2 separate regions of the Homo sapiens genome follow, and region 2 is linked to region 1. Evidence: chromatin loops called from intact Hi-C (ENCODE). Cell type or tissue: K562. All regions are shown on one strand. Links, peaks and the distances in the headings refer to the core of each region. The heading gives the core; the rest is flanking DNA. Region 1 has its middle 27 kb from the start of KLF17. Region 2 holds the start of LOC107984950 (a long non-coding RNA gene).

Evidence for each region. Hi-C counts contacts between places; a loop is a spot of excess contacts. Peaks named below come from ENCODE experiments on the same cell type or tissue, not always from the same donor. Only the 100,000 strongest peaks of a DNase experiment are listed, where the experiment ranks them.
Region 2: a loop joins it to region 1, with 9 times the contacts of the local background. A loop is called at or near these places in 6 of 110 quality-filtered maps.

The regions. Positions count from the first base shown.
Region 1 is chr1:44,083,293-44,099,555 of GRCh38, reverse strand. It overlaps a transcript of KLF17 not described here. Among named protein-coding and RNA genes, the nearest start is that of KLF17, 27 kb to the left of the region's middle. RefSeq lists enhancers at 5,550-5,874, 9,405-10,123 and a silencer at 9,605-9,899. In K562, for the core only: a CTCF peak has its summit at 7,159 (motif pointing left); DNase peaks (open chromatin) are centred at 5,745 and 9,695.
Region 2 is chr1:44,646,356-44,662,618 of GRCh38, reverse strand. RNF220 (ring finger protein 220) reads right to left here. Exons shown (of 15, transcript NM_018150.4): 13 at 12,850-12,958; 14 at 12,662-12,736; 15 at 10,896-11,915. The coding sequence ends at 11,844. TMEM53 (transmembrane protein 53) reads left to right here. Exons shown (of 3, transcript NM_024587.4): 2 at 2,324-2,445; 3 at 7,410-9,372. The coding sequence ends at 8,060. It overlaps LOC107984950 (a long non-coding RNA gene), which reads left to right and starts at 12,953. Exons shown (of 2, transcript XR_001738031.2): 1 at 12,953-16,263. RefSeq lists an enhancer at 11,754-12,335. In K562, for the core only: CTCF peaks have their summits at 6,889 (motif pointing left), 9,575 (motif pointing right) and 11,350; DNase peaks (open chromatin) are centred at 6,888 and 9,578.

The DNA of each region.
Region 1 (16,263 bases), core at 3,765-11,764:
CACCTGCCTTGGCCTCCCAAAGTGCTGGGATTACAGGTGTGAGCCACTGCACCTGGCCCAGGTCTCATTTATTTCCTGTCTATTTTGTTATTCTTGCACAAATGAGTAGGTATATGCATATTTTCTTTTTAAAAATATTTATTTATTTATTTAGAAGACTGTCTTGCTCTGTCATGCAGGCAGGAGTGTAGCAGCATGATCACAGTTCACTGCAACCTCAAGTTCTTGGGCTCAAGTAATCCTCCCACCTTAGTCTTCCAGGTAGCTGGTACCACAGGTGTGAGCCACCACGCCTGGCTAATTTTTTTATTGTTTGTGGAGACGGGGTTTGATGGTGTTGCCCAGGCTGGTCTCGAACTCCTGAACTCAAGCAATCCTCCAGCCTCAGTCTCCCAAAGTGCTGGGATTACAGGTATGAGCCACCTTGTCTGGCCCACATTTTCTTGTTTTCTCTTTCTCACACAAAAGGTAGCACATTATAGATACTCTTTTGCACTTTGCTTTTTTCATGTAACACTGTATATTGGTTGGCTGGCACAGTGGCTCATGCCTGTAATCCCAACAACTTGGGAGGCCAAGACTGGCATATCTCTTGAGGCCAGGAGTTTGAGACCAGCCTGGGCAACATGGTAAGACCCTGTCTCAAAAAAAAAAAAAAATTAAAGTGAGTAAGACCTAAAATCTGTTAGAAATATGAATAAAAGATGGCTGGACACAGTGGCTCACACCTGTAATCCCAGCACTTTGGGAGGCCGAGGTGGGCGGATCACAAGGTCAGGAGATCAAGACCATCTTGGCTAACATGGTGAAACCTGGTCTCTACTAAAAATACAAAAAATTAGCCAGGCGTGGTGGTGGGCACCTGTAGTCCCAGCTACTCAGGAGGCTGAGGCAGGAGAATGGCGTGAACCCAGGAGGCAGAGCTTGCAGTGAGCCGAGATCGTGCCACTGCACTCCAGCCTGGGTGACAGGACGAGACTCAGTCTCAGAAAAAAAAAAAAAAAAAGAAATATGAGTAAAATACATGAATAAATACATCACAAAAAAGATTTAAAAATAATCTTTTTTAAAAAAAATAATAATAAAGATCAGAAGAGAAATAAATAAAATTGAGACTAAAAAAGTGCAAAAGACCTACAAAACAAAAAGTTGTCTTTTTGAAAAGACAAACAAAATTAACAACCCTTTAGATAGACTAATTAAAAAAGAGAGTGACCCAAATAAATAAAATCAGAGATGAAAAGGGAGACATTACAACTGATACCACAGAAATTCAGAGTCATTAGAGACTATTATGAGCAACTATATGCCAGTAAATTGGAAAATCTAGAAGAAATTGATAAATTTTAGAAACATACAACCTACCGAGATTGAACCATGAAGAAATCCTAAACCTGAATAAACAAACTGACTAAAAAATTAGTTAGGCATGGTGGCACATACCTGTGGTCCTATCTACTCAGGAGGCTGAGGTGGGAGAGAGTGCCCAGGTGTTTGAGGCTGCAGTGAGCCATGATCACACCACTGCACTCCAGCCTGGGCAACAGAGTGAGACTCTGTCTCAAAAAGATCATTCATCATGATCAAGTGGAATTCATACCAGGGATGCAAGGATGGTTCAACATATGTAAAGCAACAAATATGATACACCATATCAACAGAATGAAGGACAAAAACCATAAGATCATTTCAATAGATATCAAAAAGCATTTAATAAAATTCAACATCCTTTTATGTTAAAAACTAAAAAAATCTGGGTATAGAAGGAACATACCTCAACACAATAAAAAATCATATATGACAAACCCATAGCCAGTATCATACTGAAAAGGGAAAAACAGAAAGACTTTCTTCAAAGATCTGGAACAAGACAAGGAAAACTACTGTCACCACTTTTATTCAGCATAGTACTAGAATATACCTATAATGTACCCACAAATTTTTTTTTAATTTCATTCTTTTTTTATTATACTTTATGTTCTGGGGTACATGTGCAGAACATGCAGGTTTGTTACATAGGTATACACGTGCCATGGTGGTTTGCTGCACTCACCAACCTGTCGTCTACATTAGAATCAATATCGTGAAAATGGCCATACTACCCAAAGTGATTTATAGATTCAATGCTATCCCCATCAAGCTACCATTGACTTTCTTCAGAGAATTAGAAAAAACTACTTTCAATTTCATATGGAACCAAAAAAGAGCCCGCATAGCCAAGACAATCCTAAGCAAAAAGAACAAAGCTGGAGGCATCACACTACCTGACTTCAAACTATACTACAAGGCTACAGTAACCAAAACAGCATGGTACTGGTACCAAAACAGCATGGTACTGGTACCAAAACAGAATGGTACTGGTACCAAAACAGATATATAGACCAATGGAACAGAACAGAGGCCTCAGAAATAACACCACACATCTACAATCATCTGATCAACCCGACAAAAACAAACAATGGGGAAAGGATTCCCTATTTAATCAATGGTGTTAAGAAAACTGGCTAGCCATATGCAGAAAACTGAAACTAGACCACTTCGTTACACCTTATACAAAAATTAACTCAAGATGGATTAAAGACTTAAATGTAAGACCTAAAACCATAAAAACCCTAGAAGAAAACCTAGGCAATACCATTCAGGATATAGATATGGGCAAAGACTTCATGACTAAAACACCAAAAGCAATGGCAACAAAAGCCAAAATTGACAAATGGGATCTAATTAAACTAAAGAGCTTCTGAACAGGAAAAGAAACAGGCAACCTACAGAATGGGAGAACTTTTTTGCAATCTATCCATCTGACAAAAATTTATTTAATTTAAAAATTAAAAAAATTTTTTTTTAAAAACCGTAGGCTGGGCACAGTGGCTCATGCCTGTAATCCCAGCACTTTGGGAGGCCAAGATGAGCGGATCACAAGGTCACGAGATCGAGACATTCCTGGCTAACACGGTGTAAACCTCGTCTCCACTAAAAATACAAAAAAATTAGCCAGGCGTGGTGGTGGGCGCCTGTAGTCCCAGCTGTTCTGGAGGCTGAGGCAGGAGAATGGTGTGAACCTGGGAGGCGGAGCTTGCAGTGAGTCGAGATCGCGCCACTGCACTCCAGCCTGGGCGACAGAGCGAGACTCCCTCTCAAAAAAAAAAAAGAAAAATAAATAATAAAAATAAAAAACAATGTAGTACTAGAAGTCTTAGCCAGAGCAATTAGACAAGAGAAAGAAGTAAAGGGCATCCAAATTTGAAGAAGTAAAATTATCCTTGTTTACAGACAATATAATCTTAGATTTAGAAGAACCTAAAGACCACCAAGGCCAGGTGCAGTGGCTCACACCTGTAATCCCAGCACTTTGTGAGGCCAAGGTGGGTGGATCACTTGAGGCCAGGAGTTTGGGACCAGCCTGGGCAACATGGTGAAACACTGTCTCTACAAAAAATAGAAATGTTAGCTGGGCATGGTGACACACGCCTGTAGTCCCAGCTACTCGGGAGGCTGAGGCAGGAGAATCACTGGAACCTGGGGGGCAGAGGTTGCAGTGAGCCAAGATTGGGCCACTGCACTCCAGCCTTGGCAACAGAGCAAGACTCTGTCTCAAAAAAACAAAACAAAACAAACAAACAAAAAACTCCACCAAAACCTCTCAGAACTGATAAACAAATTCAGTAAAGTTGCAGGATATAAAATCAGCATACAAACTTTGTCATTTCTATATGCCAACAGCTGAACAATATGAAAAAAAAACCCCAAGAAAGTAATCTCATTTATAATAGCTACAAACAAACAAACAAAAATAGATAGGAATGAACTTAACCAAAGGAGGGAAAGATCTCTCTACAATGAAAACTGTAAAACATTTATGAAATAAATTGAAAAGGATACCAAAAAATGGAAAGATATTCCATGTTCATGGATTGGAGAATCAATATTGGTAAAATGTTTATACTACCCAAAAAAATCTACGGATTAAATGCAATCCCTATCAAAATACCAATAATTTGGATAGAAGAATATTTGAGGGATTAAAAAAAAGATATAAAAGGCTGGGCATGGTGGCTCATGTCTGTAATCCCAGCACTTTGGGAGGCCAAGGCAGGTGGATCACCTGAGGTCGGGAGTTCAAGACCAGCTTGACCAACATGGAGAAACTTCGTTTCTACTAAAAATACAAAATTAGCCAGATGCAGTGGCGCATGCCTGTAATCCCAGCTACTCGGTAGGCTGAGGCAGGAGAATCACTTGAACCCAGGAAGTGGAGGTTGTGATAAGCTGAGATCACGCCATTGCACTCCAGCCTCGGCAATAAGAGCAAAACTCTGTCTCAGGAAAAAAAAAAAAAAAAAAAGATATAAATAGGCCGGGCATGGTGGCTCATGCCTGTAATCCCAGCACTTTGGGAGGCCGAGGCGGGCGGATCATGAGGTCAGGAGGTTGAGACCATCCTGGCTAACACAGTGAAACCCAGTCTCTACTAAAAATACAAAAAAATTAGCCAGGTATGGTAGCAGGCACCTGTAGTCCCAGTTACTTGGGAGGCTGAGGCAGGAGAATGGCGTGAACCTGGGAGGCAGAGCTTGCAGTGAGCCGAGATCACACCACTGCACTCCAGCCTGGGTGAGAGTGAGACTCCGTCTCAAAAAAAAAAAAAGATATAAATAAAAAAATAAAATGACATTTTTCACAAAACTAGAAAAAAATATTCTAAAATGTGTATGGAACCACAAAAGACATAGAACAGTAAAAGCCATCCTGAGCAAAAAGAACAAAGCTGGAAGCATCACATTACCTGACTTCAAATTATACTACAGAATTATGGTAACCAAAACAGCATGGTACTGGCAATAAAAACAGACACATTGCCCAGTGGAACAGAATAGAGAACCCAGAAATAAAATTAATGCATTTACAGTCAACTCATTTTTGACAAAGGTGCTAAAAACATACATTGGGGAGAGGATAGTATTGTCAATAAATGGTGCTGGGGAAAATGGATAGCCATAGTCAGAATGAAAGCAGACCCCTATCCCTCATCATACACAAAAATCAAATCAAAATGGATTAAAAACTTAAACCTAAGACCGGAAACTATGAAACCACTAAAAGAAAACATTGGAGAAACTCTCTAGGACACTGGTCTGGCAAAGATTTCTTGACTAAGACCACAAAAGCACAAGGCAACCAAAGAAAAATGGAAAAACAGGATCACATCAAGCTAAAAAGCTTCTGCACAGCAGAGGAAACAATTAACAAAGAAAAGAGACAACCCATGGAATGGGGGAAAATATTTGCAAACTACCCATCTGACAAGGGATTAATAATCGAATACATAAGGAGTTCAAGCAACTCAATAGGAAAAAAAAAACAAATAACCTGTGTTTAAAATGGGCAAAAGATTTGAATACACATTTCTCAAAAGAAGACATACTAATGGTCAACAGTCCTGCAGTCAGCCTGCAAAATCGTGGTATATGAAAAGTCACCCCTCCATATACATGGGTTTTGCATCTGGCGAATATTGTTTGATCAAAAAAAATCCACATCTAAGTGGACTCACGTAGTTCAGACTCAGGTTGTCCAAGGTTTAACTTGGACTGTTTCTTCTCTGTCTTCCATTTCAAGCACTTTCTCTCTGACTCTTTTTACTTCTGAAGAAAACAGTACACTAACTTGGTAAAGAGATAACTTCCAATGAAAAATATCTGAGCTACAACAGACGCAGAGAGAAATCTTATCTGAAACTTCCCTTATCTGACTAACTCAGAGCCTTAGGAGACATAGCTGCCACAAACCCTCCTCCAGAGGTCTCTGGTCACAGAAGCACTGACGTTGAACATCAAGACACTTTTTAAAAAATCGTATAAAGATGAGTGCGGTGGCTCACACCTGTAATCCCAGCACTTTGGGAGGCAGAGGCAGGTGGATCACTTGAAGCCAGGAGTTTGAGGCCAGCCTGGCCAACATGGTGAAATCCCGTCTCTACTAAAAATACAAAAATTAGCTGGATGTGGTGGCAAATGCCTGTAATTCCAGCTACTCGGGAGGCTGAGGCAGGAGAATCGCTTGAACCCAGGAGGCAGAGGTTGCAGTGGGCAGAGATCGCACCACTGCACTCCAGCTTGGGGGACAAGAGTGAAACTCCGTCTCAAAAAAATAAAAAATTGTATAAACAAGACTCATAAGAAGCTTCCATTCTTTGAAGTCCTAAAGCCCCGCTGGGGTAGTATATAGGTTGGTACATAAACTTTTACCCCCAGCTGTTCAGGGAGCTACTCTCTCTATAGGGTACGCCCACATGTGTATTTTCCCCCTGTTACTCTATTGCCATTTAATTCACAGGCCCCCAACCAGCTGGACTTAGGTTGGTAGAGGAGAAGTCTTTCTTCCCAACACTTTTCTCTTGATTTCATTTTCATCCTCTTGGTTTTTCCAAAGCAAACATGGACAAATAGGATCACATCAAGCAAAACTGTCTTTCTTCAATGCCCCTTATTACATTTCCACTTGAATTTATTCTCCTTTGAGTACCTTATAATGTAGGCTTTATTTCTGAAATCATTTTGTCTGTTCCTTCTTTCCTGAGTTCAGTGAACTCTTAATTTATTCCTTCAGAGCAGGGGGATGCCCATTTGCTTTTAATTTTTGAATTTTGGTTTCAAGATGGTTTTCCTTTTTTTGTTTTTTTGGGGTTTTTTTTGATAAATTTTTGAAGTACAAGTATAATTTTGTAACATGAATAGATTACATAGTGGTCAAGTCAGAGCTTTTAGGGGGTCTATCACTCAAGTCACATATATTGTACCCCTTGAGTAAAGGGTACCCAGCTACTCGAAAGGCTGAGGTGAGAGGATTGCTTGAGCCTAAGAGTTCAAGTCCAACCTGGGCAACATAATGAGACCCTGTCTCAAAGGAAAAAAAAAAAAAGCTAAAGAGTGATTTGTCATATCCTCAAATGTTTGCCTGAAGACGACAATTCATTGAGTTTGGTGTGTTGTGTTACAGCATTTTTCTTCTGCTTCATGGTAATTTTTCTTTTGGGGGGAAATGTAGAAATGTTCATCACTTGAACTATTTTGGTTCTCATTTTCTATTTTCTTATAGAAACGTTTAATCTGTTTTTGGCTATTTATTTTTTGGAATGAGAGTGGTCTCCAAGATTCTTAGTTGAATGGCGTCCCCTTCTGTCAGTGTAGTGAAGTACAAGTTTTTTTTGAGACGAAGTTTTGTTCTTGTTGCCCAGGCTAGATAGAGTGCAATGGCTCGATCTCGGCTCACCGCATCATCAGCCTCCCGGATTCAAGTGATTCTCCTGCCTCAGCCTCCCGAGTAGCTGGGATTACAGGCATGCACCACCACGCCCAGCTAATTTTGTATTTTAAGTAGAGATGGTGTTTCTCCATGTTGGTCAGGCTGGTCTCGAACCCCCGACCTCAGGTGATCCGCCCACCTCAGCATCCCAAAGTGCTGGGATTATAGGTGTGAGCCACTGCACCTGACCCAAAGAGCAAGTTTTTTTTTTTTTTTTTAATGCAGTAGTTCTTTTTAAATTTGGGGGAGGGAAGTGGGCAGAGAGAGAGAGAGAGAGAGAGAGAGAGAGTGTGTGTGTGTTGTTGTTGTTGTTGTTTTTTGGGTTTTTTTTTTTTTTGAGACAGAGTTTTTCTCTCTCACCCCCCAGGCTGGGGTGCAGTGATGCCATCCTAGCCCACTGCAGCCTCGAACTCCTAGGCTCAAGCAATGAATACAGCAGTTCTTAAAGTGTGATTCAAGAACCGTTAAGGTCCCCAAAATCTTTCAAGTAGCTGCAAAGTCAAAACTATTTTAAGAATATACTAATATGCTTTTGTCTTTCTGACCTTCATTCTCTTAACAAGTATGGAGCTTTCTTTTTCTTTTCTTGTTCTTCTTTTTTTTTTTTTTTTTTTTGAGATGGAGTCTCATGCAGTGGCACGATCTCGTCTCACTGCAACCTCCGCCTCCCAGGTTCAAGAGATTCTCCTACCTCAGCCTCCCAAGTAGCTGGGATTACAGGTGCGTGCCACCATGCCTGGCTAATTCTCATGTTTTTAGTAGAAACAGGGTCTCACCAGGTTGGCCAAGTTGGTCTCAAACTCCTGACCTCAAATGATCCACCTGCATCAGGCTCTCAAAGTGCTGGGATTACAGGTGTGAGCCACAGTGCCTGGCCCAGAGGTATGGACTTTTCTAGGAGCTACAGGACATGTGATATTGCATCAGACTGAATTTAGACATGCAGATATAAGACCAGCTGTCTTCTGTTTAGCCAGATATTAACAGATTTGTAAAAATGTAAAAAAAATGCCACTCTTCTCATGAAATTTTTTGTTTTGGAAAATATAGTTATTTTTCATTTAAAAATTAGTTATGTTAATATGGAATTGGTTTATTATTCTTTTTAAATTAATTCCTAAAATACTTTTTAAATTCTCAGTTTTAATATTGAATATAGTAAATGTTGATAGATATAACCTACAAATACAAAAGCTCTTTAGGGTACTCATTTTAAGAGTATAACAAAGTCCTGAAAACAAAAAAGTCTGACAACTGCTGCTTTAATGGATGGCTCTGTGTGTGTGTGTGCATGCGTGCGTGTGTGTGTGTGTGTGCGTGTGCATGTGTGTGTGTGTGGTGGGAATTGTATCTCCTGCAAGTTTTGGGTTCTGTTTTGTGTTACATGCCCTACATTTTCCTCTTTTGATTCTTTTTTTCTCCCCCTGGGTACTCACTGGTTATAGCACCTTTTGATTCTTTTCCCCTTCACCACCTAATCTTCAAAGTGTGCCTCTCCTTTCCTTTCTTGCATTCTATTTCCCCAGAAGCGCGACTTTTCTGAGGTTGTCTCCTTGAGGCTACGCTGCCCTTTTCAGTCCCTCCCCGTGGTCAGTGCTCTGATCTACAGGATTCGTTTTCGTGTTGTTTCTCTTAGGGCGGACTTTCTCTTTAACACAATGATTTCAGATCAATCTTTGGCCTGCTGTTACCTGCCCCCTCTTCTCTTCCACAGTTTTTCCAGGACTGCCCTTGCTCTCCACAAAGATTTGCAGTAGAACTGTGAAAGCCATCTCACTGGAATTTGGTGTTTATTTTTTCTACTTACAGGTAATTTAAAGTTTAGGAATTCTCTGTCATCCAGTTATGCTGAGAATTTAGTTTTTGTTATTATTTTTTTCTGTATCAAGAACCAGGAGTCAACAAATCTTTTCTTTTTTTTTTTTTTTTTTTTTTTTTTTTTTTGTAGAGACAAGATCTCACTGTGTTGCCCAGGCTGGTCTAGAACTCCTCAAGAGATCCTCCTGCCTGGGATTACAGGTGTGGCAGCACCTGGCCAGCAGATTTTTTCTTAAAAGGGCCATATAGTAAATAATTGAGGCTTCCAGGCCATACTGTCTCTCTCTCTTTTTTTTTTTTTTTTGAGACAGAGTCTCACTTTATCACCCAGGCAGTGGCATGGTCAGAGCTCACTGCAGCCTTGATCTCCCAGGCTCAAGGGATCCTCCCGCATCAGCTCCCCGAGTACGCCCGGCTAACTTTTTGCATTTTTAGTAGGGACAGGTTTTCACCATGTTGGCCAGGCTGGTCTCGAATTCTTAGACTCAAGTGATCCGCCCCCCTTGGCCTCCCAAAGTGCTGGTATTACAGGCATGAGTCACCGCACCCATCCCATACTGTCTATCACACTACTCAACCTGCCTTTGTAACATGAAGCACTCATACAATGCATGAACTAATTGATGTGTTGACAAAAACAGGTGCCTAGCCCACAGGATGTTATTTGCTGACCTTTGTTCTATATGGTTGCTTGGGATATGAAGCGATTCCGATTTGGACAGCCACTATTATCTTTGGCAACTCAGAAGTTCATAGTGATTTGTACGGGTTCTTTATGTTTGCAAAATAAAATACAACTCTCTTTGTGGCAGACACAGAGACGCACTGCCCAGATCCCCCTTCAAGGAAGAACTTGTTGCCCAGCTGCAGGGAGTGCATTAGGCAGACAGCCTCCAACTGTCAGCTATTTCAGGATCTGCCTCATCTGCAGAGAGCTGCTTCACCCAAGGTCATACGCTTCCCAGCAATCCGTAGCTGGTAGAAAGGCCCAGCTATTTTGGCCTAACTTAGAACACTTTGATGTACAGTGTTTGCTCCAGAGCTCCCTGCTGGGTTGGTTGAGGCTTTGTGGGGCCTGATTCTCAGTTCAAGTTCTTCCTCTGCCCAATCCTGCTTCCTTCTCCTTCCTTTCACAAGAGTTGATCCCTACTAAGCTTCTTGCACCTCAGATTCCATCTCAGCATCTGCATCTGGAGAATCCAATCTGTGACCCTCCTAGTAGTTACATGCATTGCAGATATTTTCTTCTATGACTTGTGTTTGGTTATGCTGCATTTTTCCCCCAACACAGTGTACCCCTGCCTTATTGCCCTTATTTTACCTTAGGTTATGCTCCCTCCTTCTTGAAGATTTAACACCTGGCTCACTGTGACTCTCTTCAGCACCATTCATGTGATAATTCCTGCTAATTTCAGTAGAGATATTCCTTCTAATGCTTTGGCCTGTCGGTTCCTTAGCATACCCTCCTCCTGTGGTCTTTTTATCCACTAAGTCAGCCACTCATCCCCATAGTCATACCCTAGATTTTGTTATGACAAATTATTGCAACCCTTCTTTGCTCCCAATTTCACACACCCCATTCTCCAATCAGCTCCTCCTATTTTCAGCTCACACCTAACGCTCTAGCTCCAGTGATCATTACCTACAGTGCATTCATCTTACCACTGTGCCCTCATCTATCTCACTCCTTCCTGTTGCAGACTAAATTGTGCCCCCCACCAAAGTTCAGACATTGAAACCCTAACCCCCAATGTGACTGCATTTGGAAATAGGGCATGTGAAGAGGTAATTAAAGCTAAATGAAGTTGTAAGAGTGGCCCTATCGCATAGGACTAGTGTCCCTATAAGAACACGAAGAAATCACCTTAGACAAGGCTGAGAAAGGGCTGCAGGGCAGTGGGAGTGCAGACTGAAAAGATGCAGACCACTGGGCTTCTACTTCTGTTTCCATTTCTGATCCGGCCTGCATCTGCCTCCTTCCTGAACAGGCCAGAGAATTCATCTAAATAGCCTAAGCAGGCTGGGTGCTGTGGCTCACCTGTAATCCCAACACTTTGGGAGGCCGAGGTGGGCAGATCACCTGAGGTCAGGAGTTCAAGGCTAGCCTAGCCAACATGACAAAACCCCATCTCTACTAAAAAAATACAAAAATTAGCCAGGCATAGTGGCGCCTATAGTTCCAGCTACTTGGGGGGCTGAGGTAGGAAGATCGCTAGAGCCTGGGAGGTTAAGGCTGCGGTGAGCTGTGATTGTGCCACTGCACTCCAGCCTGGGTGACAGAGCAAGACCCTGCCTCAAAAATAAATAAATAAATAAATAAATAAAAATAAGAGTGCTTGGCAGCTTGATCAAGCTATGCCAGGAACCCATCTCTCAAGCAGCAGCTCTTCTCCTGTGCCATTGTCAGCTTTGTCCTGTCTGAGTCCATGGGACTCTTCTGTTTGATGGTGGTCTTCCTCATCCTCTTCATCATGTGAAGCTCCATGGAGATCACCTACCCATACCTGCTTCTGTGACCTCATGCCATTCCTGGTGTTGGAATGTGCCAAGGTTTGCCATTAAACACACATTTCTCATTTCATAATTTCATATATATTATATATATGTGTGTGTGTGTGTGTTTATATATGCGTGTGTGTGTGTGTGTGTGTGTGTGTGTGTGTATATATATATATATATATATATATATATATATATATATATATATAAAATATATAGGAAGAGGCACCAGAGAGCTCTCTGCATAGTCACAGAGGAAAGGTCATGTGAGGACAGCCAGAAGGCAGATGTCACAAGCCTCACCAGCAACCTACCATACCCTGCTTGTACCTCCATCCTGGAAGTCCAGCTTCTAAAATTAGAAGAAAATAGTCGGGTGTGGTGGCTCGCACCTATAATCCCAGCACTTTGGGAGGCTGATGTGGGAGGATCATTTGAGGTCAAGAGTTTGAAACCAGCCTAGGCAACATAGGGAGACCCTGTCTTTAAAAAAAATTTTTTTTTGTTTTAATTAGCTGGGTGTGATGGTGCACACCTGTAGTCCTAGCTACTTGGGAGGCTGAGGTAGGAGGATCCCCTGAGCCCAGGGAAGTGGAGGCTGCAGTGAGCCATGATCACACCACTGCAATACAGCCTGGGTGACAGAGCAAGACCTTATCTCAAAATAAACAAACAAACAAAAAAGATGACAAAATAAATGTCTGTCGTTTAAGTCACCCATTCTGTGATATCTTGTTACGGCAGCCTGAACTGACCAATACACTTCCTCACCCAGTTTAAATTCCATGCTCAATCATAATCAGCCATTGCAATTACCCTCAACTGTATTATCAACCCTCAATTTGTATTAGTTGCTTGGCAAAACCCAAACCCTTGTGAAATCCAGTTCTTCTATATCTACATCGATGCTGCCGAATATGGCTGAAGAAAAGCAACTGTGTTGACTGGACTGCTTTAAATTCATGACCACTTACCTCAAGTGGGCACTTAACTTCCTGGCAATTATTCTACATTTTTCTAGTCCATTAACTCTCCTCCTCTCTGAGTTAATTATTTCACAGCTTTTCCTCCCTCTTTATACATGTTCCATCCTAACTCTCTGCTGATGACCTTGTTTCTTATTTCACTAATGGAGGCCACCAGGAGAGAACTCCCACAGCCATCAAATTCACCAAGCCAACAGCATCCTTACACAAATCCTCTGCCTTCTCTCTGGGCTGGCTGTGCCCTCTCTTTGCTCCTGCAATTTCCCTAACTCTCCTATACTGTTGTTATTCACTCTCCAGTGGATAATCACCATCAGGATGCAAAGATGCTGTACTAGCTTCTGAACTCTCCAAAAACCCAGGAAACAAAAAGGCAAAGGCTAAGCTTTTTCTTATTCCCCCTTCCAGCTATTGTACTGTTTCTCTGCTTTTAATTTATTTTTATTTATTTATTTATTTATTTATTTATTTATTTATTTTTGAGATGGAGCTTCACTCTTGTTGCCCAGGCTGGAGCGCAATGGCGCGATCTCAGCTCACCGCAACCTCTACTTCCCGAATTCAAGTGATTGTCCTGCCTCAGCCTCCCGAGTAGCCGGGATTACAGGCATGCGCCACCACGCCTGGCTAATTTTGTACTTTTAGTAGAGACGGGGTTTCTCCATGTTGCTCAGCCTGGTCACAAACTCCCGATCTCAGGTGATCTGCCTGCCTCGGCCTCCCAAAGTGCTGGGATTACAGGCGTGAGCCACCACGCCCCACCGTCTCTGTTCTCTTTTAAAGCACAATCCCTCAACACAAGTGTCTATACTCAGCGTCTCCACTTTCCCTCCATCTGGTCTTCCCAGTGCCCCCTTGTCAGGTTTTCACCCCATGCTCCTCCAGGGCTAGTCTGCTCTTGCTTCCCGTCTTACTGGAAGACCAGCAGCATTTGACAGAGTTGGTCACTCTCTCCTCCTTGGACACCTTTTCTTCACTTGGTTTCCAGAACAGCATTATCTCCTGCTTATTGTCTTCCTCAGTCTACCTCAGTGAAAAGCTTTACTGGTTCCTCCACATCTCCCAGACCTCCAGTAATAACAGGAATGTACCATGCCATTGCTCTCTCTCTCTCCTTTTTTTTTTTTTTTTTTTTTTTTTGTTGAGACAGAGTCTCAATTTTATCACCCAGACTGAAGCACAATGGCATGATCATAGCTCATTGCAGTCTCGAACTCGTGGGCTCAAGCAATCCTCCCACCTCAGCCTCCTGAATAGCTGGGACTACAAGCAACACCACCATGCCCAGCTAACTTTCTATTTTTTATTTTTATTTTTTGTAGAGATGAGGTTTTACTATGTTGCCTAGGCTAGTCTTGAACTCCTGGGCCCAAATGATCCTCCCACCTTGGTCTCCCAAAGTGCTGGGATTATAGGCGTGAGCCACCGTGTCCAACTTCTCTTTCTTAATGGAATTTAGGCAAAAGTTATTACTCATGGCCTTGGAATGCTCTTTCCTCAGATAGCCACATGGCTCACCATTACTTCCTTCCAGCTTTCTTCAAAGATCCACTTCTCAGTGAAGCTTTGTCCTGACCACCCAGCTGAAAATTGCAATCCTCTTCTGTCTACCATGTACATACTCTCTATTTGCTTTCCTTCCTTTATTTCTCTCTGTAGGTGTGACCTAACATAACATATAATTTACTTCTGTACCTTGTTTGCTTTCTGTCTTCCCCTTTAGAACATAAGCTCCATGAGGGAAGGCGTTTTTGCCTGCTTTAGTCACTTTATCTCCAGCAACTACAACTATATGTATATATACACACACATATATATACACACACATATATATACACACACATATATATATACATATATATATATAGTAGGCACTCAATAAACATTCACTGAATGAATGAACAGTAATGCTCACTTGCCCATAAATACAAGTACCTCATCTTTTACCACAAAGGGTATTTGTAAATATTTAGGTTGTTTCTACCCAGATTATGGCTTGGTAATTCTTTTTTTTTTTTTCTAATTTTTATTTTTTTTCTAGGGACAGGGTCTCACTATGTTGCCCAGGATGGTCTTGAACTCCTGGGCTCAAGCATTCTGCCTGCCTTGGCCTCCTAAAGTGCTGAGATTACAGGCATGAGCCACCGTGCCTGCCTTCATGTATGTTTTTAGAACACAGAGAAAATGTGTTCTAAATGTGCTCATTGCTCAGCAATGAGCAAAGGCTTATGCAGTCACCACCAATCAAAAACTTTTTTTTTTTTTTTTGAGACAAGATCTTGCTCTGTTGCCCAGGCTGGAGTGCAGTGGCAGGATCATAGCAAGCTGCAGTCTTGACCTCATAGGCCTAAATCATCCTCCCACCTCAGCCTCACAAGTAGCTAAGACCACAGGTACAAGCCACCGTATCTAGCTAACTTTCAAAATTTTTTGAATTTTTAAATTTAAAAATTTTGAGGCCAGGCTGGCCTCAAACTCCTGAGCTCAAGCAATCCTCCCACCTTGGCTTCCCAAAGTGCTGGGATTATAGGCGTGAGCAACTGTACCTGGCAAAAACTTTTTAAGAGCTTCGCTTCCAGGATTAGGCAACTTTAACCTTCAACAGTGATCATAACCCTTAGTTTTCAGATCCGATTATAGGGAAATGTGTAATGTCTTACTGACACACTAATCCCATCACTGCTCACACCACCCACAATTAGCTGAGGATAGTAGAAAGCCAAAATGGGATTTTGAAACATAAATTGGTTAAAATGTATCGACCAAAATGGCCAGATGTCTTGCCTATAATTCTCAAGAATTGTGTACAGGCACATGCAACTTCCTTCTACAGTTCCAGTGACCATCCACTTGGAAAACATTTATGTATAAAATGGGATTTTGCTAGATATTCACAAAGCATTACTGAAGTGTGTCCAAACTTTCCATGCACAGAAACAAGAGTCTAAACAATCACCCTGGTGAAACTGAGCTGGAGGTTGAATATACATGAAGACTAATCAGAGGAAAGAAGCGTCACTTGAACTTTCCTAGAGAGGACGATCCCGGCTTGTACTCACCACCCATGCACCCTGGACCAGGCTTCTCAGCTTGAGAAGATGTCTGCCTCAGGGGCATGGCAGCTTCTTGTGCCATTTTTTTTTTTTTTTTTTTTGAGACAGAGTCTCGCTGTGTCTCCCAAGCTGGAATACAGTGGTGCCATCTTGGCTCACTGCAACCTCCAACTCCCGTCTTCAAAGGATTCTCCTGCCTCAGCCTCCCAAGTGGCTGGAACTACAGGCACCCGCCACCATGCCCAACTAATTTTTGTATTTTTAGTAGAGATGGGTTTCACTATGTTAGCCAGGCTGGTCTGGAACTCCTGACTTTGTGATCCACCCTCCTCAGCCTCCCAAAGCACTGGGATTACAGGCGTGAGCCACCGCGCCTGGCTCTTGTGCCTATTTCATGAGCTTTTAGCCTTAAGAACAACTTGCTGGATATTTTCTATTGGCTTATTATTTGCTCCTTGGATGCCAACTGAGCAGGAGGCTGGGAGTGGGCTAGTTTGTGAGCAAGGTAAGAGGTTACAACTTTCAAGAGAATAATTCTGTCACCAACCTCTCTTCTGCAAGGAAAAAACTTAAGCAATTAACAATTTTCTTTCATTTAACCA
Region 2 (16,263 bases), core at 5,407-13,406, 560 kb before region 1:
GGAAATTGAGTTGCTGGGTCTCGAAGATGCAAAAGCAGGTTCAAACGGTAGCTGCTGATTACCCTCCATGAGGCCGCCGCAGCCTGAGCCTCGTGGGCAGAGTCAGACCCAGCAAGGTTGGCCTGGGGCCCCACTGAGGCCCAGGGCCTCTCCACCAGAAAGGCCAGTGCAGGTGAAGAGCCATCTGGCAGAAGATGGGGACACTAGGCTGAGAAAAGTGGTGAGAATATTTGGAGCTGCTTGAGATAGACCTGTGGGACTGTCTCCCTTATCAGAGGCCGAGCCAGCACCTGTGGAGGCCGGGAGGGCTGGCAGGTGTCAGCAGGGGACTGAGGCTTTGGCAGCTTCTGCTCCAGGCTGAGTTGCAGCCAGGCCTGGGACCCCCACCGGTGCGGGCAGTTAATCTCCGAAGGCCAGAGTCACCACCACTAGAGAGCAGGAACATTGAACTTTTCAATCACATTAATTTCCACAGGAAATTGTTGTCTTCCTTTTGTCCAAAGGTTAGTGATTTATATTTACCATCCTCTTAACTAGCCTTGAAATTTACTGTTGCCAGGTCACCACCGGCATCCATAAATTTCAGGGTGGCAGCTGAGCATAGCCAAGTGGCTTGGTCCTTGGAAGGGTGCATGCCGGCCCTTTTGGGAGGGCAGATTAACTGGCTACAGACGGTCCTTGTACAGAAGTCCCCCTGAGGGGGCGGGTATTCACTTTGCAGGGGAAATGAGATGAGGTCTGTTTGACAAGGTTGCAGGGAGGCTTCCTCAAAGGCAGCCCTGGTGGTGGTGGCGGCTGGTTTGTGCCTCTTAGCATATCACCAGCTGTGGATGGGGTGGCAGCACAGATGGTGCTGGAGTAGTTTAGGGTGGGGAGCAGGGGCCAGATTCCCAGCCCTACACTTTGCTTAGACAAGTACCTTAACCTCACTCTGCCTCAGTTTCTTCATCTGTAATAAGAGGACCTGCCTTAGAGTATTGTTATAAGGGTTAAACCTCAATAAATATAGGCTATTCTCTGGCAGGACAGGGTAGGTGGCTTGGTATGGGCCAGAGTCAGCCTCATGTCCCTGCCTGCACTGTCCTATCCATTTCTCCTTTTAAGACTTTCTTGTTCCCGGGAGGCTGAGGTGGGCAGATCACTTGAGGTCAGGAGTTCGAGACCAGCCTGGCCAACATGGCAAACCCCCTTTTTTACTCTTAAAAAAAAAAAAAGAAAAAGAAAGCTGCACATGGTGGTGGGTGCCTATAATCCCAGCCACTCAGTAGGCCGAGGCAGGAGAATTGCTTGAACCCGGGAGATGGAGGTTGCCCTGAGCTGAGATCGTGCCACTGCCCTCCAGCCTGGGTGACAGAGCAAGACTCCATCTCAGAAAAGACCCTCTTCTTCCATCTGCTCATGGAATTAGAACAGGGGCTGGCAAACTTTTTCTGTAAAGGGCCAGTCAATATTTTAGGCTTTGTGAGTCGCTCGATCTTGTTGTAACTACTCTACTCTGCTGTTCTTAGTGTAAAAGTAGCCATAGACCCTAAGTAAATGATAAGTGTGGCATGTTCCAATAAAAGTTTATTTGTGGACAATGAAATTTAAATTCCATATAATTTTCACGTGTCACAAAATATTCTTTTGATTTTTTTTTTTTTTTTGAGACAGAGTCTCACTCTGTTGCCCAGGCTGGAGTGCAGTGGCTCAATCTCGGCTCACGGCAAGCTCCGCCTCCCAGGTTCATGCCATTCTCCTGCCTTGGCCTCCTGAGTAGCTGGGACTACAGGCACCTGCCACCACGCACGGCTAATTTTTTTTTTTTTGTATTTTTTTGTCTTAGCCAGGATGGTCTCAATCTCCTGACCTCACGATCCGTCCGCCTCGGCCTCCCAAAGTGCTGGGATTACAGGCGTGAGCCACCGCGCCCAGCCGATTTTTTTTTTAACCATTTAAAAATGTGAAAATTAGTTTAGCTCGCAGGCCATACAAAAATAGGCAGTGGGCTCAGTTTGGCCCCGGGGTTGTAGTTCGCTGAGCCCTGGATCAGAAGAGGAAAGGGCGTGGACAAGGTATTTACTTTCCTCACTTGGGCTGTCTTCGAGTCTCTAAAGAAAGGTGCCCTTGTGTTGGTTTGTCCGGTGACCCCATGGTGCCTCCTGCAGAAAGGCAGCTGGAGCAGCACGGGGTGGGAACTGGTGCATGCGTGCTGGCAGGATGCCTGGGCCTGGCACCCGTTGTTCCCTGCCTGCAGCAGCCGGAGTGCTGCTGACTCTGGATTGGGCAGTCACCCCCGCCCCCACCCCAGCTCTGGTGTTGACAGTCCACATCTGTGTTTCAGAGAACAGCCCCAGCCCAGGTGGGAAGGAGGCAGAAACTCGGCAGCCTGTGGTGATTCTCTTGGGCTGGGGTGGCTGCAAGGACAAGAACCTTGCCAAGTACAGTGCCATCTACCACAAAAGGGTGAGTACTCTGGTGCCCTCTCCCCTGGGCTGCCGTGAGGGCTGACCACCTTTGAGGCAGGACTGGGAATGGCTTTAAGAACAGCCTCTAGAGTTCGAGACCAGCCTGGCCAACATGGTCAAACCCTGTCTCTACTAAAAATACAAAAATTAGCCGGCCTGGTGGCACGTGCCTGTAATCCCAGCTACTTGGGAGGCTGAGGCAGGAGAATCGCTTGAGCCCAGGAGGTGGAGGTTGCATGAGCAGAGATTGTGCCATTGCACTCCAGCCTGGGTGACAGGGTGAGATTCCGTCTCAAAAAAAAAAAAAAAAAAAAAAGCCTGTGAGGAAGGCCATGGGGTTATAGGGACTTGGTGGGATTATCCCCACTTGGCTGCCAGCTCTGTGGCCTGGCGTGACCCCTTTGGTCTCCTGATGGCTTCCCCTTCCTTCCTCCCTGCATTCCACAATGGGCAGCCCACCCTTGATGTGCCCTACAGTTGTAGAGTCAGCCCAGGCTCCAGTCCCTATTAACTGGCCAGTGCCTCTGCGGGCAGCAGGAGCCAGGGCTGGGTGTCTGGACATAGCTTGTACTCCCAGGACCTCCTCCTTTCCCACCAGGTGAGTTTCTGTCTTATGACTGCCCATGGCACCTTTCACATTCCCAGACTAGTAGGGCCTCTTGGAAAAGAGATTCACGCTTCTTCTCATCCAACCAAGGTTGGATATAGAGACTGTGGTAACTGCAGAGGGCCTTAGCAGGACCTGGTTATATTTTGGAAGCCTCTCTCACATCTTGGGCCTCCAGCTCCACCTTCCCCTCCTCAGCCCAGATCTCTCCCCCAAACAGCCTCCTGCAGGGGTACCCATACAGACAGCTCCAACTGCCAGCTGGAAGCCTTGGACTGAGCAGTGGGGGGGCACCTGGGAGAAAGGCCAGCTGAGCCCCCTTTCCCTCAGCATCCCTCCACTCACCCACGTCCACATCCCGCCTGACTGAGGTGTGTGGTGGCCCTGGAATGGGAGAGAGACTGGGGGAAAATGTAGTTCTGAGCTTGAAGTCTCTCCCCGACCTCCGAGGCTGGGGCTCTGGTGTTGCTTTTTACAGACAGCCTCACTGCGGGCAGTTTCAGCTGCGAGTTCTGCTCACTGGGCTCGGCTTGTCTGGCTTCTTCATTAGCCTGAGATCCTTGAGGGCAGGCAGGGGGACCAGGAATAGTCAAGTATGGCTGGGATGAAGAATGAAGGGACAGGTACCCGGCAAGAGGTGGGGCTTGGAGGGGGTCCTCAGGGTATTTAAGCAGGGATGTGATGTTAGATTCGTGAATCAGAAAGTCCCTTTTGGCCTGGCGCAGTGACTCATGTCTATAATCCCAGCACTTTGGAAGGCTGAGGCGGGCAGATCACTTGAGGTCAGGAGTTCAAGACCAGCCTGGCCAACATGGTGAAACCCCATCTCTACTAAAAATACAAAAATTAGCCAGGCATGGTGGCGCACACCTGTAGTCCCAGCTACCAGGGAGGCTGAGGTGGTAGGGATCGCTTGAACCTGGGAGGTGGAGGTTGCAGTGAGCCGAAGTCGCACCACTGCACTCTAGCCTGGGCAACAAAGTGAGACCCTGTCTCAAAATAAACAAAGTTCCTTGCTGCAGAGTAGCGGGGAGATTGGAGGGGTGGGGCAGGAAGCCAGAAGTGAGTTTAGAGGGGCTTGCCATGATCCAGGGATAGAGGGTAGTCAGGACCTTGGAGTTGGGGGTGTCGGTAGAGGTAAGGTGATGGATTGAGGAGTTTGTCAGGAGGTAGAATGGTAGTTTAATGAGAGATTGGGCATGGGCACAGGGATAGGGAGGTTCCCAGGGTAATGCCAGGTTTCTGGCTGGGCACCTCCTGGGTAGAGGGGGGTGTGTTTTTTGAGACCGGAACACTAGAAGAGAATCCATAGGCTCTGGAGTGGATGAGATCCCCCAGGGAGTGTGTAGAGGGACAGAAGAGGGCCTAGGACAGTCCTGAGGAACCCAAACTTAATGGAGTGGAAGATGAAGAGGGTCCTACAAGGAAAGGAGGAGTGGCCAGAGATGGATATGAAAACCCAGGAAGGTGTGGCAGAATCTGCAGAGTCTTTGGGAAATGGGCCGTTGTACAGGGCAGGGGTAAAGATGCTACTTGGGCAGAAGGCATGAGGGAGAAAGTAGATGGAGTAAGATCCCAGAGAAGGCAGAGGTGTTGAGGTTGCAGGGTTGGGGGAGGGGTAGTCTTGGAAAGGAAGACTTTCCAATAGGGAGGACAGGATGAATGTAGAGAAAAAAAAAAAGTCCAACCCAAAACTCTAATATTTTATTATTTAAAAGAAAACAAGGTGGATGCTGTGGCTCATGCCTGTAATCCCAGCACTTTGGGAGGCTCAGAAAGGAGGATCACTTGAGCCTAGGAGTTTGAGACCGGCCTAAACAGCATGGTGAAACCTGATCTCCACAAAAAAAATTGAAACAATTAGCCAGGCACGGTGGTGCGTGTCTGTAGTCTTAGCTACTTGGGAGTCTGAGGTGGGAGGATCACCTGAGCCTGGAAAGTTGAGGCTGCAGTGAGCTGTGATCGTGCCACTACACTCCAGCCTGGGTGATAGAGTGAGACCCTGTCTCAAACAAAACAAGCAAAACAAAACAAAAACACCATATTCTAGCACCTAGAGATGACCTCTATTTACACTTAGTGTATATCCTTCCAGCTTTTTGGGGGGGTATATCTTCTCTTTACCTACATGAGACCTATTGAATCTACTGCTTTGTATCCTGCTTTTTTCAGATCATGATCTCCACCTTCTTGTTTGATCTCATTTAGTTTCCAGTCCATATTCAGATTCCCTAATTGTCCCTAAAGCATCCTTTACAGCGGATGTGCCCCAAACAGGATCCAATCTAAGATCACACATTGCATCTAGTTATTTTGTTTCTTCTTAAGGCTCTTTTAAATCCAGAACTCTTCCCCTCCCCACCTGATTTTAGATTCAAGGTCTCACTCTGTCACCCAGGCTGGAGTGCAGTGGTGCAATCATAGCTCACTGCAGCCTCAACTCTTGGGCTCAAGCAATCATTCTGCCTCCAGCCTCCCGAGTAGCTGGGACTGCAGGCATGCACCACCACGCCAAGCTAGTATTTTTTTTGTTGTTGTTCTTTTTTTTTTTTTGAGAGAGAGTCTTGCTCTGTCGCCCAGGCTGGAGTGCAATGGCGTGATCCCGGCTCACTGCAACCTCTGCCTCCTGGGTTCAAGCAATTCTGCTGCCTCAGACTCCCAGGTGTCTGGGATTAGAGGCATGTGCCACTACGCCTGGCTAATTTGTGTATTTTTAGTAGAGACGGGGTTTCATCATGTTGGTGAGGCTGGTCTCGAACTCCTGACTTCGTCATCTGCCCACCTCAGCCTCCCAAAGTGTTGGGATTACAGGTGTGAGCCACTGTGCCCAACCATTTTTTTTTTCTTTTTTAGAGATGGGGTCTCCCTATGTCGTCCAGGCTATAGAACAGCCCCTTTTTTCATGTTACTGGCTTATTGAAGAGACTGGGCTGCAAGATAATATTTCTAGGAGTGTGTGATTCCAGATGCTGCCAGGGAGAAACATACAGTGGGGACTGAAAGGCCTCTGTCAGATTTGAGCATTTGGGAGAATGTGGGTGGCCTTAAGCAGCCTCCTCTTCAGAGTCTTGGGAGGGATGCTTAGGCACTCCAGGGCTAGGAGGTCAGGCGGCTGATGGCAAGGTACCTCTGCTGACCATCCCTGTTTAGCCATGGGTCATTTAACTACTGTGGCCATACGATTTTCTCCTTGTCACTACCACATCACTAATTACTGCTGCTGTTGGTTGAGAGTTTACTTTGTGTCAGGTACTGCTTTGATCATTTGAGATACATTTTTTTTCATCTAATTTTACCCATAACCTTATGAGGTGGGTGTTATCCCAATTTCACCGTAATCTTATAGATGGGGACCCAGACTCAGAAAGTAGTAAGCTGCTCCTTGTTCTTACTATTGATACATAGTGGTGCCAGGAGTTGAACCCGGACCTGTCTGACCCCAGCACTCTCCAAAGTCACATTCCCCTGACAAAGGGCCCTTTGTCTCTGAACAGGAGGATGAGAGGGGATTAGGAGCCAGGCATGGTGGCTTTTCTAACTGACCTAGAAGGGGACCTGTGTGGAGATTGTGGCACCCTTGGCCCAAGCGTGAGGAATATAGAAACCTAGAGGGAGTTTGGGCCCAGATTATAGAATTCGAGGAACAAGTGTTTACTGTATTTGGAATTTCAGGGCAGATATGAGGAGTGATCCCAGGCCGGGGAACCAGGGACATTTGAGTGTCAGGTCCCTGAGTCCAGAGAGTATGGACTCTGTTTTTAGGAGCCTGGGAGAGAGGGAAGGTGACAGTGACCAGTGATGAAAGTGATGTGGGCCTGGCTCAGAAGTGGCCTCTGGTGGTCAGGGCTGGCGCCTGCAGGCCAGCTCTCGGGTACTGGTCTCATGGGGGTACTACTTCTGTCTGGGAGGTAGGGACAGTGCAGATCTGAGGTGCTGGGACAGGGTATAGCCAAGCAGTGAGGCCCCATCCCAAATGTGCAAGGCCTAGGATGGGAGTGCGGGGCACAGACAGGAGGGAACCAGAGTAAAGAGACTTCCTCTGGTCAGCCCAGGTGTCTCCAGTATATGCTTCAGGCTCTGGGCCTCAAATACCACTCCAGGCCAAGAGGGCTTGGCCAGCATGAAGCAATTAGTCCAAAAATGGGCCTTAAGTATACCTTCCCTGCCCAGAAGGCACCTGTGTCTGTGGGCAGCGGGCTGGTGGGCTCAGGCTGAAGCAGGACCCAGAGCATTGCTGACGCTGTGGGCCCCATGGCCTATGTCCTACAGGCTGGGGTTGCTGGGCCCCTCTGACCTTAGCTTGTACCCACTACCCCCACCTCATCTGTGAGGACTGACCAGGCCTCTCTCCCCAGGGCTGCATCGTAATCCGATACACAGCCCCGTGGCACATGGTCTTCTTCTCCGAGTCACTGGGTATCCCTTCACTTCGTGTTTTGGCCCAGAAGCTGCTCGAGCTGCTCTTTGATTATGAGATTGAGAAGGAGCCCCTGCTCTTCCATGTCTTCAGCAACGGTGGCGTCATGCTGTACCGCTACGTGCTGGAGCTCCTGCAGACCCGTCGCTTCTGCCGCCTGCGTGTGGTGGGCACCATCTTTGACAGCGCTCCTGGTGACAGCAACCTGGTAGGGGCTCTGCGGGCCCTGGCAGCCATCCTGGAGCGCCGGGCCGCCATGCTGCGCCTGTTGCTGCTGGTGGCCTTTGCCCTGGTGGTCGTCCTGTTCCACGTCCTGCTTGCTCCCATCACAGCCCTCTTCCACACCCACTTCTATGACAGGCTACAGGACGCGGGCTCTCGCTGGCCCGAGCTCTACCTCTACTCGAGGGCTGACGAAGTAGTCCTGGCCAGAGACATAGAACGCATGGTGGAGGCACGCCTGGCACGCCGGGTCCTGGCGCGTTCTGTGGATTTCGTGTCATCTGCACACGTCAGCCACCTCCGTGACTACCCTACTTACTACACAAGCCTCTGTGTCGACTTCATGCGCAACTGCGTCCGCTGCTGAGGCCATTGCTCCATCTCACCTCTGCTCCAGAAATAAATGCCTGACACCTCCCCACAACCTGCAATCTGTCGGGCACTCTTCTCGTTCAACTCCCTGTAGCCCTTTGGGACTTTGCGGTCCCCTAAGTAGAAAATTCCTATGGGCCTGTCTCCTGGGGGCCTCTGTCTGCTGGTGGTCTGCTTACCACAGAATCCTAAGGGGCAGGAGTGCCTGGGCATGTGTCTGTGGGAGCCTTGCAGTCAGTTGTGTTTGGACAAGTGCAACAGTCAGGCTGCTGATTCCTGTGGCATGCAGGCTGTAGAGGTTGACAAATGGAGGGGGGTGTTGAGGGTGAGCCCTAGTTGATTTTTTAAAATTTAAACTCTGGTAAGAACATTTAATATGAGACCTACTCTCTTTTTTTCTTTACTTATTTATTTATCTATTTATTTCAAGACAGGGTCTCACTCTGTCACCTAGGCTGGGGTGCAATGGTGCAATCATGGCTCACTGCAGCCTCAACCTCCCAGGCTCAAGTGATCCTCCCACCTCAGCCTCCCAAAGTGCTAGGATTACAGGCATGAGTCACCGCGCCTGGCCAAGATCACCTAACAAAATTGTAAGTGTGTACGATACTTAAAATTTAAGAGATTATGTGCACGGCAGACCTCTAGAACTGAATAGTCTTGCATCTTGCATAATTCAGAACTTCATCATCTTGCATAACTGAAACTTTGTGCCTGTTACCAGAGTTGAGTTTTGATTCCTTGAATGGAAGGTGACCTTTGTGGGGAGATGCCAGAGGGAAGGTATATCGGTCAGGGGTAGCGTCAGGCTGCGGATAGGGGCTATGATCTTTGCTCCAGCAGGGCGAAGCCCTACAGTGTAAAGTACCATTCACATGGCTCCCACTTGGCAGTTCACTCAGAGAGGCTCCTCTGACCCCATTGCCTGGGAGTCTGAGGTAGAAGCCAGATGAGGAGCTGAGGTTAGGGGCCTGCCTGGCTCTACCACACTTTGCTAGGAAGCCGCTGGGTCTGGGAAAGTTGCAAGCTGAAAGTTGCCAGAGACAGTGGGGGGCAGGAAGGCAGCAGCATTGTAACAGGAGCTGGGATGAGCTAACTCCCAAGCCCTAAAGACCAGAACCAGGGTAAGGGGATTTGGGCTGAAATAGCAAACTCCTTCATCTTCTGGAAGGGAGACCCACTTAGATACTCTCTAGGCAGAAGAGGTGAATTCAGCCTGATAGTTCAGTATCATTGATCATTCTAGAAGTCACTACTGCACAATGTTGGCATATAGTAGGTATTCAATAAATATTTGATTGAATGAGCTTACCGTGGTGATCACGGGGCTTAGGGGGCAGTGAAGGAGATGGCTAGAAAAGCTCTGGATGGGAGCTGACTCTTGGGGATGATGGATCCTTTGTCCCCAGAGCCGCGTTCTGTCTGCATCCCATCAGTCCTTGGTGAGTCCCCACTATGGTGGCAGGGATTCCCATGCTGTGTGGCTGCATTCCTAGCCATGGCCAACAGGTGGCAGTGCAGCCTGTGCCATGAGACAGCTCAAGGCTCCCACAGCAGGGCGGGCTTCAGTGGAATGCCCTCACTCTGGGTTAATGGCCCCTTTTAGAGACCATATGGCCCCCAGGGTGGCAGTAACCAGCCATCAAGGACCTACTGAGTCCAAGCTTGTGGGAGGGGAGACTAAAGACATCAAAGAAGTCGGCCTGACAGGAACTGGGCATTAAGAGCCTCCTCTTCATCTCTCCGTTGCCCTCACCTACCCACTCTTCTCTTCCAAACCTGTTTCTTTCCCAAACCCTCAGCCATCGCTGGAGCTGTTCCACCCGCCTCGACAGAGGCTGTGTACATCCCCAGGATCCCTGTGTTCAGGATATTGGGTGCCATCAAACTGGGCGTGGAGCTGTGAAGGGCCTTTGCTGGGCTCCAAGGGGGACTTGTCTGTGCTTCATCTGGGTGCAAAGGGTGGCAGGAGCTGCCAACTGGACCCAATTCTGAGGAATTCACTGTGGGTATCCCAGAGAAAATGGGCAACTAAGGCTGGGGATTTGGGCAGATGGGCCTGGTGTGCAAGGTGTCAAAGCAAGTCTGGAGTCATGGGGCTACTCTGGGGCCTTGACTGTTTTTCTCCAAACAGCTTTCTGTTGTGGGTGAAGACTTACATGTAACTTTTAGCACCTGCCTGGGAGGCATCTAGGAAGCTGAGCTACCTCACTGGCAGTGGGGAGCTGTGGGGGTCAAAGTGCCATCTCTCCAGCCTTGGTTCTCTGAGCACATGGGAGACTTGAAGGTCCATCCTGGATAATAGGGTTTCCATTCTTTCCATTTGAGAATCTAGGCAGTAGCTACACTGGGATGATGGTCACTAGAGATACATTTGGAGAATAGAACAAAAGCCTGGGAGGCTGATAGGGTGATCCCACTGTGGTCTCTGGTATGTTTCAGGGGACCAGAAAGGGATAGAGGCCTGGGGCTTGTGTTTGTACCCAAGCTTGTGGCCACTCCTAGCCTAGGTTGGGGGATAGAGCTTGCATCCCCTCTGTACCCCCAAGCTCTGACCTCTTCTGTGATTAATGAGCTGACGATTCTGCATCGATAAAGAATTAACCTAGAGCCCCTACCCATCAATAGTCAGGAGCCCAGATCCCCAGCCCCACCCCCCTCCAAACCAAATGCTCCACGGCCCCAGAGCAGACCAACCCTGCACAGTGTCATACACCTATAGCTAAGTCCTTTCCCCCATCCTGCCACCAGGAATTAACCCCTTAACTGCCTCAGCCCACCTCCCCTAGTTAGCTCCCCCACCACCCCACACACATAACACACAGGCAGCAACTGTTTATACTGGTTTAATCCATGTCAAATGTAGTTTACAAAGGGAAAGGACAAGTACCTTTGTATAGAATATACAGACACAGCATCACACCACAGGGCCCACGGGAGGGTCGGGGAGACGACACTTTTTCCCTGGGAAAGGCAGCTCTAATCCCAGGAATGGTTCTCAGCAGAGGCTGGGTGGCCAGGAGCACTGTCCTCTAGCCCCCTAACTCAGCCTCTGCTTCAGCTCGGTTCCCATTTCCTGCCTCTACCCCCCAACTCCTTATAAAGAGCCCCATGAGCTAAGACTAAGGAGAGGATCATGTCCCTTGGGGCGTGTGCCCCATGTCTGGGAGAAGAAATATACACCACTGAACACCGAGCACATGGGAGAGGGAAGGGACACCACAGGAGAGAGAGAGGCAGGTACCCCAAGAGGTGGATGGGCCGAGCTCCCAGCCAACCCTGAAGGAGGCGCTGCTTCCAGGGGTTCTTAAAAAAGAAGAAAATCATACAACCAAAGGGGGAGGGGACAGGTAGAGGGCGAGGAGTTGTCCCATTTATACACAACATTGTAAACATACACGGTCTATATTACATGTGCTTCAGTCTGGTGTTTGCATGTCTGTCTGTCCGTCTGTCAGTATGGGGGCTGGATCTTAGGAGCCGTGCCCCACTACTCCCCCAACCCCCACCTCCCTGCCCCACCCTGGGAACAGAGCTGGAACAGGTATGGCCCCCAAACCATAGGTGGGAGCCAGCAGGTAGTGCCTGGGCCACAGCCTCTACTCTGGCTCCAGAGTCCTGCGTGTGTAAATGTGTGTGTGTGTACGCATGTTTGAGTATGTGCATGTATGTACATGGGGAACCTGTGTGCAAGTATGTACAAAGGGAGACGGTCACTGTCACAGAGGCTGGGGGCAGGTGGGGCTGCTGGAGGCGAGGCCTGCCTGGGGCAGATAGCTCACAAGTAGATCCTCCGCAGGTCTCCGGGCGCTGTGATCGTGTTGCACTGAGGGCAGAGCTTCTTGGCACCCTGCAGGGAGAACAGGGAGGGCTCTGGTCTACACAATGAGCCATGTGTGCGCATGTGAGCACCTGGGCCTGCAGCCATGTCTCTCTGCACCAGTGTGTGCTGAGACCTTGGTCCTGTCAGCCCAGGCTGGGGACGCATAGGCAGCTTCTGTGAGCAGGCAGGCACGCTCCTGTGTTGGGGGGACGCCAGGATCAAACCGCCTGGCCAGCCCCGCAGCAGGAGCCCCAGTAATGAGAACAAGGCTGGGTCCAGCTGTGGCAGCCGCAGCCCTAACGAGATTACACGCGGCCTTTGATCAGGACACAGAGCCCACGTCCGAGCCTTTTATTACTGTCTCCGGGCGACATTTTAATGGCTGCTCCTGAGCGAAGAACAGGGGCAGGAGCAGAAGGAGCTTAGTAATGGGAGGGGGAGGGGCCAAGGCCCTGGTCCTGTTTACCTACAGCCAGCCTCCTCCTGACCCCAGGCCTCACCAGTCTGTGTGATGCAGTGGGCCTTCGGGGACCGGGGCGGGGAAGGGAGAATGCAGTGAACTCATGGAGGGGGAGAAGTTCCTAAACCTGCAGTTGGGGAGGAGAGGCAGCGAGCCTGGGGGTAAATATCCTGCGGGTAAATATCCTGGCTCCTGGCTCTGTTCTCCTTTGCGCCATGCTCCCCACTTCCCCCAGGCAGGCTCAGGCATAAGCACAGACATCTGGGCAGTGCCCGGAGCGGCCTCCCATTCCCCGACCCCCATGCCACCTCACCAGGGTCCGCAGCCAGCACTCCTCGCAGTGCACGTGCCAACACTGGATGGACGTTAGGGGCATCGAGTACGAGTCCTAGGGAGGAGGGGGCAGAGAAGGGGTCACTCTGAGGTAGGCCCACCCTCTCCAACTCCCCCAGAGGGCGTGGAAGCCTGACCAAGGGCACCCCTAGGTTCTTTTCTACTCACCATGCAGATGAGGCATTTGTAACGGTCCCCACGAGATAGCTGCCGTTCAAGTTCTCTGACCCGAGCCTTCAGAGCCTCAAACGTGGTCACAGCTGAATCTTCGGTGATTCTGTAAAAAGGAAGGCATGGTTGGGTAGCAGGCTGGCATCTCTCATCTGTACCTCCAGCCTACGCCTCCCTTGAATTCCAGAACCAAATACATAAATGTCCCCTAGGCATCCCTGCCTGCCCCCTTTCTCTGATAACCTGAATCTGCAAATTCCACATTCCAGAACTAAACTCCTCACCCTCTCTATTCCTCCATTCCCATTCGGATGAATTTCTACACCAGATACCAGGGAACCATTTTCAACCACTCCTTCGCAGTCTTCCCAACCACCCAAATCTGTCATCTCTCCTAGTATCTCCGGCATCTCTCCTCACCACCATGAGTCCAGGCTCTCAGATGTCTTCCACCAATTCCACCACTAACTTTTTCCAGACAGCCTTTCTGCCTCCAGGCCCCTCATCTCTATTCCACTCTCCCAGCGCCTAGAGGAATTTATGTTCTCAAAGCAAATCTCTCGTGGTGTGACTTCCAACATTCCAATGTCCCCCTTGGAGTAGAGAGCTCCACTACACTCCTTGGTCCAGCCCCAGCCCGCCGTACCCCTGAGGACCTTGCCACGCATTTTATGCTCGACTCCTATGTGTCACCATCCACGCCACCTTTTTCACTGCCTTGGCCTCTGCACTGTGATCCCTCTGCACCCCCTCGCCTGACTCACTAGCTCTGCCTCATCATTCAGATCTAGTTTTGTTCCCATGCCCTCCCAGAAGCCTTTTCCAGACCCCTGAGCCAGCACTGCACAGTGGCTCTCACAGCCCCCCGTGTGAACTCCACCACAGCAGTGTAAAGTTCCTGAGTATGGGTTCCCTGAGGGCGGGCTGCTCACTCCACCAATACTGACTATGGCCAAGAGCCCCACCTCAGGCATGGGACGTGAGCAAACACCTGCTGAAGAAAGGGCCCGTCCAAACTCCAGGGAGAGGGGGACAGATGCAGGGACTAGGCGTGTCCCACATGATCTAGGTCTCTTTGCCACAGCCCTGGCCTGCCTCCAGGGCTCCTTGTTACTTCCTAGATATATCAGATGCCCTGGTAGTCCTGTGTGTGGGCCAAGCCCTGCACCTGAAGGTCCCTCCTGCATTTCCAGGACTCCTTGGGCTGCACTGCTGAACAGGGAATAGCTAGGACTCTCTCAAGGAACCTTCCCACCCTCCTAAAACAAATGAACAGGATCCAGGGGAGCTCACAGATGGAGAAGAATGCTTCCTGGAAAAGTAGAAAAGATGGTATAGGAGACTGGCCTTAGGGAATAATAATGATAATACAAATAAAATAGCTAAAATTTATTAAGCACTTACTAAATGCCAGAGATTGTACTGAGGGATTGATAATTATCTTATTTACACCTTACAAAAACCCCATAAGATTCTAATATCTCCATTTTATATACAAAGAAACTAAAGCACAGAAAGATTAAGTAGCTTGCTCAAGGTCCCCACAGAGTCAGGGAGATGGGATTCAAACCTGGCAGACTGATTCCATGATCAACTAATAACTGTGTGATTGACCATGACTATACTGGCTACACCCAGGAGGAGGTGGGGCTCCAGGCCAAGGGAACAGCAGAAACAGAGGCCAAGAGGCCCAAGAGCCCAGTCTGGCTAGAAGGCCCACATGTAGGCAAAGTGCTACAGTAAGAAAGGAGATGGCATGCAAGAGGACCTCAAATGCCACACCTGAAGGAGCTGAAGTTTATCTCGTGGACAGCAGGAAGCTGCTGAGGATGCTGGAAGAGTGGGGGTACGAACAGCTCAGGTTTCACAGATGTACTCAATCAGGAAGCAGAGGCTGGACTGAGGCGGGGGAATCATAAGGGACGTGGACTTTGGGCAAGGACAGTCTCCTGGGGGCACCTGTTCTGCAGTTTAGGGGAGACAATTGGCTCAGGAAGCTTGAGAGCTTACAGGTGGCCTGTCATTGCTGGATGTGAGTGGTAATGGGAGTGCAGGGAGGGTAGTGGTCCCATTTCATGGGCAATACAACTTCAATCTCTGGCCTTTTTCCTTTGGGGAGCTAGCAGCAACACAGAGCGTGACTCCTTAGTGGCTGTGTCCTTGTATCAGGGACACTTAAATCCATCACCCTAGGGTCCATGATTCCCTCTGCCTTGCCTCTTTCCAGGGATGCCAAGAAAGGCTCTGACTCTTTCCTCCTGGTACTGGCTGATTCCCTGGGGGCTTCCATTTAGCTCTCTGGCTCTGGAAGCCTTTACCATCCCTTCCCTCCTCACAAGCCTCCGAACAGCAGGCTCCTTCCCTGGCATTTTGCACAATGCCATATGTGCCATCCCCATCTGGATTACAGGTAAATTCCTGATAAGGAGACAAGGATTTGTAGCTGTGCTCCCTTCCACTCCAAGGACTAAGCTGAGAATTTGCCTAGTCCTATATAGTTATGTCAAAGATGGGGAAACTAAGGCCTGCAGCTGGGGGCAGCCTACACCAGAATGGAGAACTAACTCCCAAACCCCAAATCAGAGAACTAGAGCTGGAATGGCAAAGAAGGATGAGGCCAGGAGAGAATGAAGCCATTTCCCATGCCATCTCCAAGAGCTACAAGGCCCCACTGAAGGCCAATAGCCAACTCCAGAGCCTACCTATCCTGGATGTGCTCAGCACACACCTGCCCTCCAATCTTGGCTCTGGCGAAATACCCAAGCCTCCAACCCCTGGTCCAGGCTGGCTGTGAGCTATTCCTGAGTCCCTCCAGGGCATGGGGTGGGGAGATTCCTGGAGGAGCCATGGCATCCTACCATTCCTTTTCCCTGAGTAGTAAAACAGATCTAGGGCAAGAAATAGAGAAATCACGGGGACTGATGGGCCCCAGTCTCAGCAGATCCAGACCCAGTGGAGAGCTCTGCACATGACTGAGCCAGTCTCCACCTCATCATAGAGATCCCTGCCTACGGGTGCCTGTGCTCACACAGGTGGGACAGAAATCCTGGCTCCCCCCAGCCTTGGGTGGGTTGTACCTTCATGGAAGCCACTGGCTCTGCCCCCACCTCCCCCTCGGGCGCCATCCCTGATTAATGATCTTGTCTTTCTGATTTATGAGCAGCCCCTCCAGACGAGGGTGGGTGCCCCTTACAACCCCGCCCGCCCTGCTCAGCTGGAGTAGGAGAGAATTATTAAATAAACATCCATACGTCATTCCTCCCCACCACAAGCTGGTTGCGCAGAACCCATACGGCCCGCTCCGGCGCTGACACGGAGCAGCTGCGGTGATTCATGGGCAGCCGGGCCCTGCGCCGCGGCCCATACATCATGCCAGCAGCACTCGCGGCCCCGGCCGAGATAAACTGATCA